Regions from separate parts of the Homo sapiens genome. Here region 2 is linked to region 1. Evidence: chromatin contacts called from ENCODE Hi-C or POLR2A ChIA-PET data. All regions are on one chromosome and are shown on one strand. Each heading gives the region's core, a stretch centred on a gene start or an enhancer-like site at or near the end of the contact. The rest is flanking DNA. Distances are from core to core; before and after follow the strand shown.

The links. A loop is a pair of places that touch in the nucleus more often than their neighbours do. ChIA-PET counts read pairs that join two places held with the same protein, here RNA polymerase II (POLR2A).
Region 2: a loop to region 1 is called in a map with no recorded cell type, with 7 times the contacts of the local background. The contact joins the enhancer-like site here to the promoter of TESMIN in region 1. A Hi-C loop is called at or near these places in 4 of 168 maps with a recorded cell type or tissue (astrocyte of the cerebellum, endothelial cell of hepatic sinusoid, ovary and 1 more) and 1 of 37 single-sample maps with no recorded cell type. POLR2A ChIA-PET finds 5 or more read pairs at or near these places in 4 of 52 experiments (CD8-positive, alpha-beta T cell, GM12878 and WTC11).

The regions. Positions count from the first base shown.
Region 1 is chr11:68,749,419-68,755,017 of GRCh38, reverse strand. TESMIN (testis expressed metallothionein like protein) reads left to right here and starts at 3,498. Exons shown (of 10, transcript NM_004923.3): 1 at 3,498-3,598; 2 at 4,319-4,828. The coding sequence starts at 4,358. CPT1A (carnitine palmitoyltransferase 1A) reads left to right here. Exons shown (of 19, transcript NM_001876.4): 19 at 1-135. RefSeq lists silencers at 3,266-3,385, 3,396-3,685 and an enhancer at 3,386-4,371.
Region 2 is chr11:68,793,197-68,798,383 of GRCh38, reverse strand. It overlaps CPT1A (carnitine palmitoyltransferase 1A), which reads left to right. Exons shown (of 19, transcript NM_001876.4): 7 at 1,451-1,528; 8 at 3,473-3,580; 9 at 4,982-5,069. Among named protein-coding and RNA genes, the nearest start is that of TESMIN, 44 kb to the right of the region's middle. Within about 2 kb of position 1,426, at least 2 of the 41 ENCODE cell types and tissues checked have a DNase peak (open chromatin) inside an H3K27ac peak, as active enhancers do.

The DNA of each region.
Region 1 (5,599 bases), core at 2,249-4,748:
GCAGCCATGGTTTGAATTTGTTATCTTGGGCTGACCGGTGCATGTAAATACAGTATGCTCTTTGGATGTAAATCTTAGAAATGCAGTGTGAATGTAGGTTATCATTAATAAAACATTAACCCCAGTCTACTACAAGATTTGTTTCTGTCTCTTTTGTTATATTAAGGGGATTATAAGTCAAGGACCAAGTTCAGATACTTGAGACAAAGTGGAAAGTCTCAGCATATGGAAACAAGGCCTTGGAGGAGACCATGGACATCACCAAGTTCATGTGCTGGGCTGGAAAGAAAAGCCTGTTGATTTTCACTTGCTGTGCATTTATTCATCCATTCCATTGCCTCAATGCTGAGAACAGTGCCTGACACATAAAAGATGCTCAATAAATATGTTAAAAGTAATGCATGAATTCCATTTTTCTGTTTTTCTTGAGCACCTGTATTAGGCCATTCTCACATTGCTGTAAAGAAATAGCTGAGACTGGGTAATTTATAAGAGGTTTAATTGGCTCTCAGTTCTGCAGGCTATACAGGAAGCATGGAGGCATCTGCTTCTGGGGAGGCCTCAAACAGCTTTTTACTCATGGTGGAAGGCAAAGGGGGAGCAGGCATTCTACATGGTGAAAGGAGACAGAGAGAGAAAGAGAGGAGGTGCTCTCTTACACATTTGCAAACAACCAGATCTGAGAGAGAGAGAGGAGGTGCTCTCTTACACACTTGCGAACAACCAGATCTCACAGGAACTCACGCACTCTATGGTGAGGACAGTAGCAAGAGGGATGGTGCTGTTCATGAGAAATGCACGCCCATGATCCAGTCACTTCCCATCAGGCCCCACCTCCAACATTAGGGATTACCACTGAACCTGAGATTTGGGTGGGGACACACATCCAAACCATATCAGCGCCTGTTCTAGGCACTGGGGAGACAGCAGTGACCCCACCAGGTTCTGGCTGTCTCATTAGTCCATTTTTACATTGCTGTAAAGAACTTCTTGAGACTGGGTAAGTATAAAGGAAAGACAGTCAATTGACTCACAGTTCAGCATGGCTGGGGAGGCCTCAGGAAACTTATAATCATGGCAGAAGGTGAAGGGGAAGCAAGAAACCTGTTACATGGCAGCAGAGGAGAGAGAGTGAGGGGGAATTGCCGAACACTTTTAAGCCATCAGATCTTGTGAGAACTCACTTCTTATTGCAAGAACAGCGTAGGGGAACCGCCTCCTTGATCCAATCACCTCCCACCAGGCCCCTCCCTTGACACAGAGGGATTACAATTCAAGATGAGATTTGGGTGGGGACACAGAGCCAAACCATATCACAGAGGAAAAAGAGAACAAGCCAACCAGTTGAAGGATTTTAAGTGTTCTGAGGCAACTAAGAGGATCATTGGGAGGGGGTGGTAGCTGGCAGGGAGGTTGACCCACTTAGAGTGGGTTGAGCTGAGACCTGAGAGACTCGACGGAGCCAGCCCGGCCAGTGCAGCAGGGCAGCAAGCATCTAGGAGCAGCAGGTGCAGAGCCTCCAGGCTTGATTGCAACCCGTGGGTGACCCCCACAGGTGGCTGTGTATGCCTGGCATGATGCTACTCAGTAGACGTCTGATTCTGATTAGTAAACGAATGAACGGTGCAACCTTGTGGGTTACTCTCTCGCTTGGGCCACTCAAGCTATGCATAATTCTTGGGCTCTTCGATTTATTATTTTTATTATTTTTTCTGCTTCTGTGAGTGTTTTTTGTTGTTGTTGTTTTTGTTTGTTTGATTTTTGAGATGGAGTTTCAATCTTTTTGCCCAGGCTAAAGTACAATGGTGCAATCTCAGCTCACTGCAACCTCCGCCTCCCAGGTTCAAGCAATTCTCCTGCCTCAGCCTCACAAATAGCTGGGATTGCAGGTGTGCACCACCATGCCTAGCTAATTTTGTATTTTTAGTAGAGACAGGGTTTCACCATGTTAGTCAGGCTGGTCTTGAACTCCTGACTTTAAGTGATCTGACCACCTTGGCCTCCCAGAGTGCTGGGATTACAGGCATGAGCCACCACGCCCAGCCCCAGGCAAAATTTTCTTGATTTTTGAATGTTAAATGTACAACTAAATAGTACACGGTGTTGCTGTGCCTTGGGTACTACCCTTTAAAAATTTAGAAAAGTATTTAATTTTTAAAAGTGAGATTAGAAAGCTGATGTTTTACATTCTTTATTTTTACCAAAACAGTACCTGAGTAGACAGTACCTGAGGCTGTCTCCCCAGCACCCACTCCCACCAGTCCCTCTACACCCTTTGCAGTTTTCGCCATCACTTGAATTAAACTTTCACCTCCTCTTGATTAAACAGTGATATCTATTGACTCCTTAAAGATGAAATAGCTCATTCCCCACCCAAAATTTGAGACTTTCATTGTATTTGTGAGTTTTTTTTTTTTTTTCTGAGAGGGAGCCTTTCTCTGTTGGTCAGGCTGGAGTACAGTGACACAATCTCAGCTCACTGCAACCCCCATCTCCCAGGTTCAAGCCTCAGCCTTCTATGTAGCTGGGACTACAGGCGTGCGCCACTACGCCCAGCTAGTTTTTGTATTTTTTAGTAGAGACGGAGTTTCACTATATGTTGGCCAGGCTGGTCTCGAACTCCTGACCTCAGGTGATCCACCCGCCTCGGCCTCCCAAAGTGCTGGGATTACAGACGTGAGCCACCACGCCCAGCCGTATTTGTTACTTCTATTTCGGGACCAACTCCATCAGTTGCACCTGTAAGCTGCGTCACCAAGGACCGGGAGTGGGTGCAAGGCTGGGAACGTGCGGTGCAAGCCCCTGCCCTCTGTCCACCCGCAGCGTCCCAGGCCGGGATCTGTCTTGAGAGCTCGAGTGTAGAAAAATGTTTTATTTTATTTTATTTATTTTTTTGAGACGGAGTCTAGCTCTGTGGCACAGGCTGGAGTGCAGTGGCGGGATCTCGGCTCACTGCAACCTCCACCTCCCGGGCTCAAGCGATTCTCCTGCCTCAGCCTTCCAAGTAGCTGGGATTACAGGCGCGTGCCACCACGGCCAGCTAATTTTTGTATTTTTAGTAGAGACGGGGTTTCACCATGTTGCCCAGGCTGGTTTTGAACTCCTGACCTCAAGTAATCCGCCTGCCTCGGCCTCCCAAAGTGCTGGGACTACAGGCGTGAGCAACCACGCCTGGCCAGAAAAATATAACTGAAGCCCAAGGTCAGAAGCCAAGCTAGGCAGTCCCACTTAGCGCTGCCCGAGTTGATGGGGACCTCAGTTTCCCCACCTGAGCCTGGATCGGCTGAACCTGGGAGTGCCTCCCCTGACCCGCTCTGGCAACAGCGGCAGTCCAGGCCCCGCCCCTCGCGACTCTGTCTCCTCCCGCCCCAGACCACGCCCACCACACCTCCCTGGCCCCGCCTTTACCTCCCCGCCCCGACCTCGACTCCGCCCCACGCCCAGGCCCCGCCCACTGCCCGGGCGCCTCTTCCCCTCCCCCCAGGTTCCTGTCCCTCACCCTTCCCCCTTCTCCAACCGCCAACGGCCGCCTGCGCCTGAGGCCCGGCCCACGCCCCATCCCGCTCGCTCCACGCTGCGGCAGCCCCGGCGGCCCCAGGTGCGTCCCTCCGAGGAGGAATGACGGGGCGGTCCCCGGGCTGGGCCTCGGCTCTGCAGGCGGGGATGGGGGCTGCCGGGCCGGGTCGGGCCCCTGCGGGTGGGCGGAGGGCGGCGGGCCGTGGGCGAGGCCGCCCCTCACCTGGTCGCACCTCACCTGGCCCCCCCTCCCCTGGCTGCTCCTCACCTGACCCCCTCCTCGGCCGCCCCTCACCTGGCCCCCTCCCCTGGGCGCCCCTCACCTGACCCCCACCCCGGCCGGCCCCTCTCCTGGCCGCCCCTTACCTGGTCGCCCCTCCCCTGACTCCCTCCCCTGGTCGCTCCTCACCTGGCCGCCCCTCACCTGGCCCCCTCCCCTGGCCGCCCCTCCCCTGGTCGCCCCTCCCGTGACCCCCTCCCCGGCCGCCCCTCCCCTGGTCGCCGCTCACCTGACCGCCTCCCCTGGTCGCTCCTCACCTGGCCGCCCCTCACCTGGCCGCCCCTCACCTAATCGCCCCTCATCTGGTCGCCCCTCCCCTGACCCCCTCACCTGGTCGCCCTTCCCCGGGCCCCTCACCTGGCCCTCCCTCACCAGGCCGCCCCCTCCCCTAGCCGCCCCTCACCTGGTCCCCTCCCCTGGCCGCCCCTCCCTTGGCTGCCCCTCCCTTGGCTGTCCCCTTTCCTGGCCGCCCCTCCCCTCGTCCTCTCCTCTGGCTGCCTCTCACCTGGCCGCGTGTTGCAGGTGCGCGGCCCCCGCCATCCCGCCCCGCCGCCCTGCGCCATGGAGGAGGGCCCTCTGCCGGGCGGGCTGCCCAGCCCCGAGGATGCGATGGTGACGGAGCTCTTAAGCCCCGAGGGTCCGTTCGCTTCGGAGAACATCGGCCTGAAGGCCCCCGTGAAGTACGAGGAGGACGAGTTCCACGTCTTCAAAGAAGCGTACCTGGGCCCGGCGGACCCCAAGGAACCCGTCCTGCACGCGTTCAACCCCGCGCTGGGCGCCGACTGCAAGGGCCAGGTCAAGGCGAAGCTCGCGGGGGGCGACAGCGACGGCGGGGAGCTCCTCGGGGAGTACCCCGGGATCCCAGAGCTCAGCGCGCTGGAGGACGTCGCGCTCCTGCAGGCCCCGCAGCCGCCCGCCTGCAACGTGCACTTCCTGTCCTCGCTGCTACCCGCGCACCGCAGCCCGGCGGTGTTGCCCCTGGGCGCCTGGGTCCTGGAAGGAGCCTCCCACCCGGGCGTCCGCATGATCCCAGTAAGAACCGCCTGGGGAATGGGCACAGCTCCCCCTCCATCCCTTCCCCAACCCATCTGAGGCTGCTAGTGTACCCCAGGATTTCCCTCTACAAGCATTTTCCCTGGTGACACCACACACAGCCCACCGGAGTCACTGATTCTCGGTAGAGCGTATACTCTTTGTCGTCTTCCTAATCCAACATGCATCGGCCCAGCCAAGCCCTTTCCCCTGGAGGGAATTCTGCCCTGCACCAGTCGTCCAAAGCTGACCTAACCATGCAGACGGCGGACAACAAAAAAAGGGGGAAAGCTAGGACGTAGGTTCCCTTGGGCCCTGTTGCTATCCTTGGCTTAAGGAGAGAGGCCCGCTGTCTGCTGGTAACTATTGTCTGTGAAAACAAACGCAATGTGGTGGAGGGTTGGCGTGTTTGCATCTTGCATTTTTTTTTTCCTTTAACTTTACCAGGCTTGGAATCCACAGCAAGGACTCAGAGTTAATACTTGGATTTTCCGGGCCTTGAAGTCAAGATGTGAGATCTTCCCTTTGCTAATGAGTAATAGCTCTTCAAGCATATGCAATGTAAATCAGAGCCTAAAGAAATGCTTGCCAGCTCTCAGCCGACTGCCCTCTCTAGCTGTAGATGACCGCTGATAATTTTCCGCTTTGTTCTTGCCAAAACTAATGAGTTTTCAAAGGAAACAAAGGGTCCCAGGAAAATGTGTTCTCGACCCCTCAAAAAGGACCCAGCTCAGAAAACGAGACCACTCATCCATGAGGTCATTTTAGTAA
Region 2 (5,187 bases), core at 177-2,676, 45 kb before region 1:
CAGTGCCTGGAGGGGTCTCTCTAGCCTCAGGGGGCCGGGCATATTCGCTGGCTGCACCGGTGTGCTGGACTGGTAAACGTCAGCTCTCTGCACAGCTCTCCGCACACGAGGCCCTTGCATGGGCACTGTTCTGTAGGTACGTGTGTTTCAGCACAAAGCTGAAAGGAAGCGATCCCTGGGTCCAGCAGGCTGTGAAGGGACAGCAGCTGTGAGGTGGTTGGGGGGCACTGCCTCTGGGTGGCCTCAGGACACATGTGCCAGGGAATAGAGACAACACCTGCGGAACACCAGGTTAGTGCCACGGACTGGGACGGTGGCTTCTTCAGGCAGACCTGGGAAGCAGTCTGTGGAGCAATTTTGCATAACATTGGTTTTTTCTTTGTTTTCTTTTATTTTCTTTAGTTTCTGAGACAAAGTCTCGCTCGTCACCCAGGCTGGAGTGCAGTGGAGCGATCTCGGCTCACTGCAAGCTCTGCCTCCCAGGTTCAAGCAATTCTCCTGCCTCAGCCTCCTGAGTAGCTGGGATTACAGGCACCCGCCACCACACCCGGCTAATTTTTGCATTTTTAGTACAGACGGGGTTTCATCATGTTGGCCAGGCAGGTCCGGAACTCCTAACCTCAAGTGATCAGCCCGCCTCAGTCTCCCAAAGTGCTGGGATGACAGGCGTGAGCCACCGCTCCTGGCCTTTGTTTCTGTTTTCTTTTATTTGAGAAAGGGTCTTGCTCTGTTGCCCAGGTGGGAATGCAGTGGCACGATCATAGCTCACTGTTGCCTGGAACCCCTGGGCTCAAGTAACCCTCCTGTCTTAGCCTCCCAAGTAGCTGAGACTACAGGCGTGAGCCACCACACCTGGCTAATTTCTTAAAATTTTTTGGAGAGATGGAACCTTGCTATGTTGCCCAGGCTGGCTTCAAACTCCTGGCATCAAGCGATCTTCCTGTCTCAACCTCCCAAAGTGCTGAGATTACAGGTGTGAGCCACCATGGCCAGCCCATAGTTTTGGTTTTTAAAACATGTTAGCAGTCAGACATTTATGATTTACTTTCCATTTGGTCTCTTAAACATTTTTAAATTTTTATTTTATTTATTATTTTTATTTTTAATGTAGGGCTAGAGCCTTGCTATGTTGCCTAGCCTGGTCTCGAACTCCTGGTCTCAAGCAATCCTCCCACTTCGGCTTTTTATTTCCCTTTTGAACCATCTACAAAATGAAGGTGATGTACCTTCTTTCTGCCTGTCTCAACTTAAAAAGAACACTTTTCATTTCCCACGGTGTCGCATTCCATCTAGTTAGGACTGCGTTCCCTGTTCTGGAATGGCCCCTGTTAGACGCCGAAATGTCTGCCAAAAGCACTGCCTGCCCTTCCCCGCGGCTCTGGGCTGCTGCCAGGGAGCCTGCCTGGCCCCTGCTGAGCCTGCGGGTTTGTCTGGTGTTTGCGCCCACTAGGTGAGCGACTGGTGGGAGGAGTACATCTACCTCCGAGGACGAGGGCCGCTCATGGTGAACAGCAACTATTATGCCATGGTGAGTCCACCCGCCCGGGCTGCTGTCTGACGAGGACGGTGGGGCGGCGGGTCTGTCCACAGAGGTGGCGTCTTCACAGGCCTGTGGACGGCCTGGGAAAACTCTGGGGATTGGCTCATGCTCCTCTCTGTCCTGCTTCCAGGCCGGAGAACCCTATGAGTACCCTTCAGTGTTAGCCTAGTAGCCCAGGGTGCTCTGCTACTGCAGGGGGATTTGGGTTGCAAAAATAAGTTTCTGGCAAACAGGAATTCCTCACTGTGCTGTACCTGTCCTGCTGTTTTTTTGTTTTGTTTTGTTTTGAGATGGAGCTTTGCTCTTGTCCCCCAGGCTGGAGTGCAATGGCACGATCTCGGCTCACTGCAGCCTCCGCCTCCCAGGTTCAAGTGATTCTCCTGCCTCAGCCTCCAAAGTAGCTGGGATTACAGGTGCCCACCACCACGCCCAGCTAATTTTTGTATTTTAGTAGAGACGGGGTTTGACCATGTTATCCAGGCTGGTCTCGAACTCCTGACCTCAGGTGATCCACTTGCCTCAGCCTCCCTAAGTGCTGGGATTACAGGTGTGAGCCACCGTGCCCGGCCTGTCCTGCTGTTTTTATGGCTTAGCACTGGAACTTGGTGCCACAGCGGCCTTAAGATCCCTGCAGAACCCCTAGAGCTCAGGGACAGTGGGTTGGCCAAGATCCTGCCACCAGTGCGCTGCGCTTCACCCTACTGTTTTCTGAGACGCCAGAGGGGTGTGCATCGACGGTAGTTTCTGGTTTCCTGGGCTTTGTCTTTCAAAGCATGGATGGTTAGAAGGCCTCTCAGTTTGTGTTCTTGACCACTGCTTTAATAACTGGCAAATAGAACTCTTCTCTTTCCTTTTCCTTCCATTCCTTCACTTCCTTTTATTTTTTTCCCTCGTTTATTTTTTAATCATTTACTTTTTCTTTTCTTTTTTTTTTTGAGATAGAGTCTTGCTCTGTCGCTGAGGCTGGAGTGCACTGGTGCAATTCATCTCACTGCAGCCTCTGCCTCCTGGGTTCCAGCAATTCTCCTGCCTCAGCCTCCCGAGTAGCTGGGATTACAGGCACCTGCCACAACGCCCGGCTAATTTTTGTATTTTTAGTAGAAACGGGGTTTCACCATGTTGGCCAGGCTAGTCTCAAACTCCTGACTTCAGGTGATCCGTGCGCCTCGGTCTCCCAAAGTGCTGGATTACAGACATGAGCACCTGGCCTATCATTTGCTTTTTCTTTCTGTTTTTCTTCGTTTCAAAATTGTCCTTTCTTTTTCTCTTAACTTTTTTTTTCCCATCTGAAATAATCTCAAACTGAAAGAAAAACCGTTAGTGTAGTCCATAGAACTTCTTTTCCTGCTCTATTTGGAAGTGAGCTATTTATCTGATGCCCTTCCCGCCAGGAGACCTTTGTTTATTTCCCACAAACAGAGGCACTTTCTACATCAATGGGGACATGGTGTGTACATAGACTCTTCCAAAATGTAGGTTAGACCTGTGTTCCTTGGCCTTTTCTTCCAATTGTGGAAAATGCAGACATTTGGAACAGGGTCTCAAAATTTAGAAAGCTGCAGGCACAGCTCTATATAAACAACTATTTTAACCTTTCATTGTGTCTCATCCAGAAAACTTCCTGATTGTCTAATTGCTCCCCGACTAATTTTTGCTTTCCTTTCTCTGTGTTACGTGAGGGTATTTGGTGCAAATAGTTATCTTTAATAGCGCAGAAGTTTTAGAGGACTTATGTTCTCATAAAACATTTACAAAGTCAAAGTGGAGAAAATCAAATTACCATTTATTTTGTAGCATTGCAGATGTAACCGAATATGTATGTATATTGATGCATCTCTAGAAATATTGTGACAGTGTGCAGGATGTGCTGTGATTATTTAAATTTGCTTATCTTTCCCTATGCAAATTCTCTCCACCTTTGTCGCTTTTCAGGATCTGCTGTATATCCTTCCAACTCACATTCAGGCAGCAAGAGCCGGCAACGCCATCCATGCCATCCTGCTTTACAGGCGCAAACTGGACCGGGAGGAAATCAAACCAGTAGGCAAACAAATTGCTTTAAAAAAATTATTTTCAAACAGCTTTACAGAGGTATAATTGACATATTGCACATGTTTAAAATATACAGTTTGTGGCCGGGCACAGGGTCTCACGCCTGTAATCTTGGCACTTTGGGAGGCCAAAGCAGGCGGATCATCTGAGGTTAGCAGTTCAAGACCAGCCTGGCCAACATAGTGAAACCCTGTCTCTACTAAAAATAGAAAAATTAGCTGGGCGTGCTGGCACGCGCCTGTAATCCCAGCTACTCGGGAGGCCGATGCAGGAGAATCACTTGAACCCAGGAGGTGGAGGTTGCAGCGAGCCAAGATAACACCATTGCACTCTAGCCTGGGTTATAAGAGCAAAACTCCATCTCAAAAAAAAAAATTAAAAAATAAAGTGTAGAGTTTGCTAACTTCTGATGTGTATATATTGATGCATCTGAGAAACCATCATCACTGCAGTCAGGATGGTGAATACATCAGTCAACCCGAAAACCCCTCTGCCCTTTGTCATCTCTCCCTCCCACCTGGTCCTGGACCCCCTGGTCTACTATCTGTCACTCTAGATTAGTTTGCAATTTTTAAAGCTTTGTGTAAGTGGAATCATAACAGTATGCACTCTTTTTTTCGGAATTCTAGTTTCTTTCACCCAGCCTAATTATTCTGAGATGTAATTCTCCTTGTGTCTCCTAAATGAATATACATCTGTTGTACTTTAATTCTGTAATCTGCCCTTTGGAGAAGCCCTTGATGTTTTTGAACTAATACTAGCTGCTTAGTTGCTCATAAGAAACAAGACTTTTCTTCCTGGAATATTTCTTTGGTTGTAAGTGTCAGTTATCAATAATCAATTAGAATGTGTTATTTAGGATTTAACTGTGCAGGAAGTTGCACCCTGGCATGGTTTAATGAGTCCCCCAACGAATCATTCCAGTGAGCCACTGGAAAAGAGGAAGTCAAACGAAGCAATTCGCACAGAAAACACATTCAGCATTTCCATGTGGTCTTAACTTGCTTGCTGCTTGCTGCTTTTGTTTTCTTTTTTTTTTTTTTTTTGAGACAGAGTCTCGCTCTGTTGCCGAGGCTGGAGTGTAGTGGCACGATCTCAGCTCACTGCAGGCTCTGCCTCCCGGGTTCATGCCATTCTCCTGCCTCAACCTCCCAAGTAGCTGGGACTACAGGCACCCGACACCATGCCCGGCTAATTTTTTTGTATTTTTAGTAGAGACGGGGTTTCACTGTGTTAGCCAGGATGGTCTCCATCTACTGACCTCGTGATCCGCCCGCCTCAGCCTCCCAAAGTGTTGGGATTACAGGCGTGAGCCACCGCACCCGGCCAACTTGCTGCTTTTCTTCTGTGGGATTTTCGTTGTTGGTTTGAAATATATTTTTGTTACAGATTCGTCTTTTGGGATCCACGATTCCACTCTGCTCCGCTCAGTGGGAGCGGATGTTTAATACTTCCCGGATCCCAGGAGAGGAGACAGGTGAGTCAAGCTTCTTCAGGGCCCCCTGGAGAATCGGCACTTTCCATCCCTATGCTCAGAATTAGGAAGTGTCAAAGGGGCCAAATTGATTTTTGCTGACCCTTCCTGAGATTGTAGG